Linked DNA regions of Homo sapiens: region 1 is linked to region 2. Evidence: chromatin contacts called from ENCODE Hi-C or POLR2A ChIA-PET data. All regions are on one chromosome and are shown on one strand. Each heading gives the region's core, a stretch centred on a gene start or an enhancer-like site at or near the end of the contact. The rest is flanking DNA. Distances are from core to core; before and after follow the strand shown.

Region 1 (3,378 bases), core at 141-2,640, 190 kb after region 2:
GGGGCCGCGTTAAGTATCAGAGAGGGAGAAAGGATCATTTTCATTTACTCAGCATCTCTCAGATATCAAGGACCAGATACCTAAGTATGTTGTCTCATTCAGTTATAAAGGCCCCGTGAAGTGAGTTTCGGTTGCACCTTTCTTTAGGACGGTCAGCTGGGTCTCTCTGCTAAACATCAAGCGCTGTGACACAGGCTCATACAAAAACTACTCCCTAGGACCCCCTATGCCCCCCTCCCCAGCCCCCACCTGCAGCTGTGGTGCAGGAAAGCTGAACCCCTGACTCCGGTGGGCATTTGCTCAGCAGGGTGTCCACAACTCTGCCTGCGCTTCTGAAGCTGAGATGAGACAGTCAGCCCCATGCATACAATGACAGGATGTCTGGAAATGCAGAGGCCCAAGGAAATTCATGTCTGGATCAGGTTTTCCCTTTGATTGTGGCCCAGGAATGGGAATGAGCTCCTGGGAGGGCGTTTGCTTCCCTAAGGAGTGAAGTGGCATGGAAGGGGACAGGGATTCTCTACGTTATAGGGTTGTGGTAACCCTGATCTCTTGGTGACCACAAAGTAAGAGCAGGGAGGCATCCTCAGGTATCCCCAATGCCCCAGAGTCTCAGCAGCCACGGGAAGGTCCAATCTGACCACAACCACAACTCCAGGGGTCTCACTTCCATCCTCTCTGGTGTTGCTTTAGCCTGTAGGCTGAAGATTAACCCCCACCCTAATCGCTTGTGCTATCTATAGATCACAGACAATGGTGTGGAGAAATACTTGCCTTGCTTACCCCCACCTAGTCATGTACCCCATGCTTGCTCAGTCTATCACGACCCTGTCACGTGGACCCCTTAGAGTTGTAAGCCCTTAAAAGGGCCAGGAACTCTTTCTTTGGGGAGCTCGGTTCTGTTCTTATGACGCAAGTCTGCTGACCTCCCGGCCTAATAAAGCCTCTTCCTTCTTTAACCCGGTGTCTGAGGAGTTTTGTCTGTGGCTCATCCTGCTACATTTCTTGGTTCCCTGACCGGGAAGTGAAGCAGCCCCTTAGGTGGCTTAGGCTTGCCCTGTGGAGCATCCCTGCAGGGGACTCTGGCCAGCTTGAGCTACGTGGATCCTGAGCATGCTCCTGGGTAGGCATTTGCCCCGGTGGAATGCCTTGTCAGAGCAGTGCATGGCAGGCCCCAGCAGAGGATCAATGCAGTGGCTGAGCACCGGGAGGGAACTGGCGCTTGGAGTCCGTATATCTGGAACATGGTAGGACTGGTCTTGGGAACTTGCCCACTCCATTTGAGTGGAAGCATGGCCTGATCACCCACAGAGTGCCTTTATCGGCACTTTGGTTTTGGTTTTGATTTTGACTTGGTTTGAATTCCTTGGCAAACGGGCGTGCCTTTGTCGGCACTTTGGTTTTGGTTTTGATTTTGACTTGGTTTGAATTACTTGACAAATGGGCGTGCCTTTATCGGCACTTTGGTTTTGGTTTCGATTTTGACTTGAATTGCTTGACAGGACCTGTCTTGGGAACTTGTCCACTCCATTTGAGTGGAAGCATGGCCTGATCACCCACAGCGTGCCTTTATCAGCACTTTGGTTTTGGTTTTGGTTTTGGTTTTGACTTGGTTTAAATTGCTTGACGAACGGGCGTGTCCTTTATCTGCACTTTGGTTTTGGTTTTGATTCTGATTTGGTGTGAATTCCTTGAACCCATTAACCCACGGGTGGCCCGAATGCATTCAGTCTGTAGCGGCAACTGCTTTGCTGACAGAAGAAAGTAGAAAAATAACTTTTAGAGGAAACCTCATTGTGAGCACACCTCACCAGTTCAGAAGTATCCTAAGTTAAAAAAAAAAAAGCAAAAAGGTAGCTTAATAACTCAAAAATCTTAAAGTATGGGGCTACTCCGTTAGAAAAAGATGATTTAACATAAACCCCTGAAAATTCCCTTAACCCAGAAGATTTCCTAACAGGGAATTTAAATCTTAATTACCATACAAAGATCCGACCAGACCTAGGAGGAACTACCTTCAGGACAGGATGATAGATAGTTCCTCCCAGGTGATTAAGGAGAAAAACCACAATGGGTATTTTGTAATTGAGGAAAACTCTTGTAGAAGTAGAGTTAGGAAAATTGCCTAATAATTGGTCTGCTCAACTTTGCCACCCAGCCAAGCCTTGAAGTACTTACAGAACCAGGAAAAAAAAAAGCCATCTATACCAATTCTAAGTTAATCTGGACTAAACAAAGTCTTATTAATAGCAAAGGATAATTGAAATCCCACACTTACAAGGTTTTCAACAAAAGTAAAGTTGTTTTGCTAAAAGTTAACAGTGTAACGTGTATGATAGTAACTTCTAATCTGTGGCCTTAGACAGTCTAGTCCACAGACCTGAAGGAAGTTTGCTTTGGAAAAGAATGGTTATCATCTTCGAAAAAAAGAAAAAAGAAAAAAAGTGGGGGTGCAGAATTTATATAAAAAGGAATGTTATATGGAAAATTCTTGTCCTGAAATAAATTAACTAGTTGTTTAAGGAAAGGGATGTTTCCAATAAGTCAGAAAGTTGAGACATGTCGAAGAATTGTCTGTGAAAATCATGAAAAAAAGTGTTAGAAAAAGAAATTTATGCAAGAAATGTTGTATAATTTAAATTAATTATCCTCCTGAATGTAAAACTGTTGAAGAAACAGTTTATGTGCAAGGTATATAAGGAAAGTAAAATATGCCTTTGGTAAAAGGATTATAAGGAAGCATAAGAATGTGGATTTTTACCTACATTAAAAGGTTACAAAAATTGTTTTGAAGGTTTAAGCAAGTTTTGAAACATTAATTGTAAAGAAAATTCTGTGTGTAAACATATTGGCTAAAGTTAAAGGGGTATCATCCAGTTTTTCTGTGAACTGGACATTAAAATAAAAACACAACAGATTTTTCTTAAAGCGCTAACCTGCTCTTTGACAAAAATTATAAAAGGTTAAAAAAGTCTATAAAAGGTCAGACATTAAAAATTGAATAAATATGTCTACAAAGTTTTATTAAAACTGTTTAACATTAATAACACTAATATAAAGGTGAAATCTAGCTTATGTGGTATAAACATACAGGAAGCATTGTCAAATATAAAATGGTGTTTGGCTTTCTTCGGTCTAAATGTTGTGCCCGAGCCAGTTAGAAAAACGCCACACTTTGAGATGAACTAAGAGTCCTTTATTAGCCGGCAACCGAGACACGGCTAACGCTCAAAATTCTCTCGGCCCCGAGGGAAGGGCTTGATTAACTTTAATATCTTGGTTTAGGAAGGGGGGGGCGTCTAGTTAAAACAATTTTACAGAAGTTAAGTAGTCAAAAAGTTAAAAGGATAAATGGTTACAGGAAAGTAAACAGTTCCA
Region 2 (3,464 bases), core at 893-3,392:
AGGTGAGGAAGAGGAGATGAGGAAGTTTGGTGAGAAGAAAAGCTTCATGGGAGAACCAGAGTGTCCTTTACACATGTCAGAAATCAATTATTTAGAATGCTCCAGCTCTACCTAATTTTCACTGTTTTGAAATCAATCTTAGTCCAACCTCATCAGAAAAGCTGGAAGGGCTCTAAGCCCTCTAAGAGCTAGAAGGAACCGAGGAGGTCCCCCCATCCAGGGCTGGCCCTCCTCCCATCTCTCACTGGGACCCCATCCTTATGGGGGGTGGAGTGGATGATTCATTACTATCTAGCATGCTCTTTAAATATATTCACTAGGGGAAAGATTAGCCTGGTTTGTTAACCTCGATTCCAACAGCAAAAGTGACTCTTCAAAGCATGGTGAAGCCTGGGGTAGTGGCCTCCTCCTAGACCCACATTCAAATCCTGTTTCATGGGCCCCCAGAAGTGTGATCGTTTCAGCATCATAGCAGGAAGAGGAAGGCCTGGGAGGCAGGAAACCTGGTATGGAGACCCCAGCTCTGCTCACTCGCTGTGCAAACTAGGGCCAGCCCCTCCTTTCCCTCAGACCTCAGTTTCCCGTTATTCAGGATAAGGGGTTAGACAGGGGTGATTCTAAGGGTCCTGCCAGCTCTGACATTTCAGCATGTGGATATCTATTCTAAAGTCCTTGAAACAGTTAAGTCCAATTCTCCAGATGGAAAACAGGTCCAGAAAAGGCCTGGTCTCCAGTTCCCTCCCTTCTCCCTTCGAACATGTCTTACTCTCTAGAGCAAGATTCCAGGCCTGAAATATGGCTTCCCAATTACCTAAGGATGAAGCCTCAAATCTTTGGCCTGGCATTTAAAAGACTCCGTAATCTTGTTTTACCCAACCTCACTTCCCATTCTTAGGCCTCTCTTCTCACCATCTCCCAGGTCACTGCCAAGCCTTTGCCAATGCTGTACCCCAGGCCTTAATCTTTTTCCTGACTCTCCTTCAAGATCCAGCTTATCCCTGTGGGCTGAGCATGCAGTAGATGCTCAATAAAATTCTCAGCGAGCCCAAGGCCCCCTCTCCTGCACTGCCCTTGGCGTGTTGAAATCAAGTGGGGGCCTTGTTTTAATCATCATTTTCCTAGCTTGTCGGGCAGCCCAGTCCAGGGCCTGGCACAAGGGACCCTCAGCATCCAATACCAGCCAGGATTGGGAGGGGCTCAGTGACCAGCCAGTTGGGCCACCCCAGCTCTTTGCCACAAGAGAAAGTTCAGCCTGGGTTTGGACTCAGATCCTGGCCCCACCACTTACAGGCTGCGTAACCCTGAGCAAGTCACTAACCTCGCTTTTCCTCAGGTTCCACGTTTTAAATATGGGGAGACCAGCTGTGCCCACTGTGGGCTGGGTAGTGAGGATTAAAGAGGAGGATGCTTGTACGGGACTAGCACTGGGCTGGCTCCTAATGTGTCCTGAATATTACTTGTCCCGCCCTGGCCACCCAGTCCCCTCCTCTGGTGGAAGGCACAGCCTGCCCAAGGCTACGTCTCAGGTTGGGTTCGATTGTGTGTGTCTGTGTAGCGGGGCTGTCCCCGAGGGTCGGACTCGATCCTGCCCGGACCAGTACAAGGTGTGGCCCAGCAGAACGCATGGACAGGCAGGGCTCGGGGCGGGCGGGACGGCTGGGGCGGGGCTGGGCGGACCCGCCCCTCGGGGCACGCGGTCTCCCGGCTTCTCCGCCAGTATGTTTGCTTGCTTTTGGGGCCCTTCTCAAGCCAGATCTCTAACGTGGATGGAGTGGCGCGTTTCAGGGTGGGGCTATGACAATGCACTGCCTGTGCAGCCGCCATCACCGCGCCCCCTCCACCGGCTCCGCAGTCTCCTGCCCGGCTTTCCCTTCTCCACCTCCATCTCTGCGGCGGTAAAATGCAGCACTCGCAGAGCGCCTGCGCGGCTTTCAGGCCGGGCGGCGGCGGCGGCGGTGGCTATTTATAGTAGGTGACGTCACCTTGAAATAGACCGTTAGGGCCGGCCCGCCCTTCCCCCCTCCCACTCCCGCCGCTCCCCGCCGCCCGGCCTGGCCACTCTCACTGCGCAGGCGTCGTCCCGTCCTCCCATCCCCCAGCGCGGCCGCGTCTCCTCCCTCGGCGTTGTCCGCGGCGCGAGCCACAGCGCGCGGGGCGAGCCAGCGAGAGGGCGCGAGCGGCGGCGCTGCCTGCAGCCTGCAGCCTGCAGCCTCCGGCCGGCCGGCGAGCCAGTGCGCGTGCGCGGCGGCGGCCTCCGCAGCGACCGGGGAGCGGACTGACCGGCGGGAGGGCTAGCGAGCCAGCGGTGTGAGGCGCGAGGCGAGGCCGAGCCGCGAGCGACATGGGGGACCGGGAGCAGCTGCTGCAGCGGGCGCGGCTGGCCGAGCAGGCGGAGCGCTACGACGACATGGCCTCCGCTATGAAGGCGGTGAGCGCGCCGGGAGCCCGGGCGGCTGGCCGGGGGGGGCCTGGCGTTGGGGAGGGACGGGGATGGCCGCGGGCGCGTTCCCCTCCCGGCCATGGGCGACCCGGCGACCCGGCTGGGCGTGGCCGCCCGCCCGCCCTTAGCCCGCGCTTCCCGCTCCCGCTGGGCGCCCCGCCACTTCCTGAGGCTGGGCCCAGGGTGGGGGATCCGGGAGGGTGCAGTTCGGGATCGCGAAGGCAGCCCCGGAAGGGGGGCGGGCCGGTCGGGGTCGCCACATCTTAGTTCGGAACCCGGCCGGGGGCAGAGGGTGCCCTAGGGGACGCGAAGGAGCCGCATTTCTCCTAGAGCGTTTCACCGGACCCGGGGGCTCCCCCTCTCGTCTTCCTCCGTTCCCCAACTTGGAATAAAGAATCACCTAGTAAGTGGCGCCCTGTCTCAGCTGGTTTTCTCTGCCACGACCTGAAGTCTGCAATTCCGATCTGTTTTGCTCTGCTCGTTCGAATTGTTCTGGTTCCATCTTCCCACGCCTGGGGGTCTGGCTTTGTGTGCGAAGACCCCTTTCCTGCAGTCTAGGCGTGGACGGGGGCGGGAGAGTGGGCGGAGGGTGTGGGGCCCCACTCCACAGCCCCAGGTTTGCTGCTGCGCTGTCTGCTTGGAGATTAAAATGAAACGTGACTTCTAGGTGAGACGAATCTGTGTGTCTTTGCATTCCTGAGACCCTCATAAATCGATTCTGCAGCTTCTCCGGTGGATGAGTCGTGCCCAGCCACACCCTAGCAAAATACCGTGGGTCACACACCACCTGCATTTCTGAGTTCCGGTTACCATCTCACTCTCTCTCCACGTTATTTTACGTTTTCTGTAAATGAATATTTCCTCTCCCTGCGTCAAGGTCACACAGTGGTAGAACAACTGCGACCACCAACCTATGTTCAGTGTACAACCTCCTGAGACCTGGGAGGATCCCCTTGAACTCCGCCTTAGACCTATACATTCAGAAATTCGGGCGGTGAGACTCAGACATCTGCATTGTAACCAG

The links. Hi-C counts contacts between places; a loop is a spot of excess contacts on that map. ChIA-PET counts read pairs that join two places held with the same protein, here RNA polymerase II (POLR2A). Pooled maps may share reads with other maps.
Region 1: a map with no recorded cell type shows a loop between it and region 2 (13-fold over the local background). The contact joins the enhancer-like site here to the promoter of YWHAH in region 2. A Hi-C loop is called at or near these places in 1 of 37 single-sample maps with no recorded cell type and 6 of 50 pooled maps. POLR2A ChIA-PET finds 5 or more read pairs at or near these places in 1 of 52 experiments (common myeloid progenitor, CD34-positive).

What each region holds. Positions count from the first base shown.
Region 1 is chr22:32,136,666-32,140,043 of GRCh38, forward strand. No RefSeq gene overlaps it. Among named protein-coding and RNA genes, the nearest start is that of C22orf42, 21 kb to the right of the region's middle. Within about 2 kb of position 1,391, at least 9 of the 41 ENCODE cell types and tissues checked have a DNase peak (open chromatin) inside an H3K27ac peak, as active enhancers do.
Region 2 is chr22:31,942,393-31,945,856 of GRCh38, forward strand. It overlaps YWHAH (tyrosine 3-monooxygenase/tryptophan 5-monooxygenase activation protein eta), which reads left to right and starts at 2,143. Exons shown (of 2, transcript NM_003405.4): 1 at 2,143-2,428. The coding sequence starts at 2,342. YWHAH-AS1 (YWHAH antisense RNA 1) reads right to left here and starts at 2,974. Exons shown (of 3, transcript NR_171018.1): 1 at 2,841-2,974. LOC124900477 (a long non-coding RNA gene) reads left to right here and starts at 2,442. Exons shown (of 3, transcript XR_007068065.1): 1 at 2,442-2,843; 2 at 3,108-3,286. RefSeq lists enhancers at 605-1,462, 1,463-2,320, 3,064-3,113 and silencers at 1,584-1,733, 2,014-2,103, 2,114-2,333, 2,404-2,743.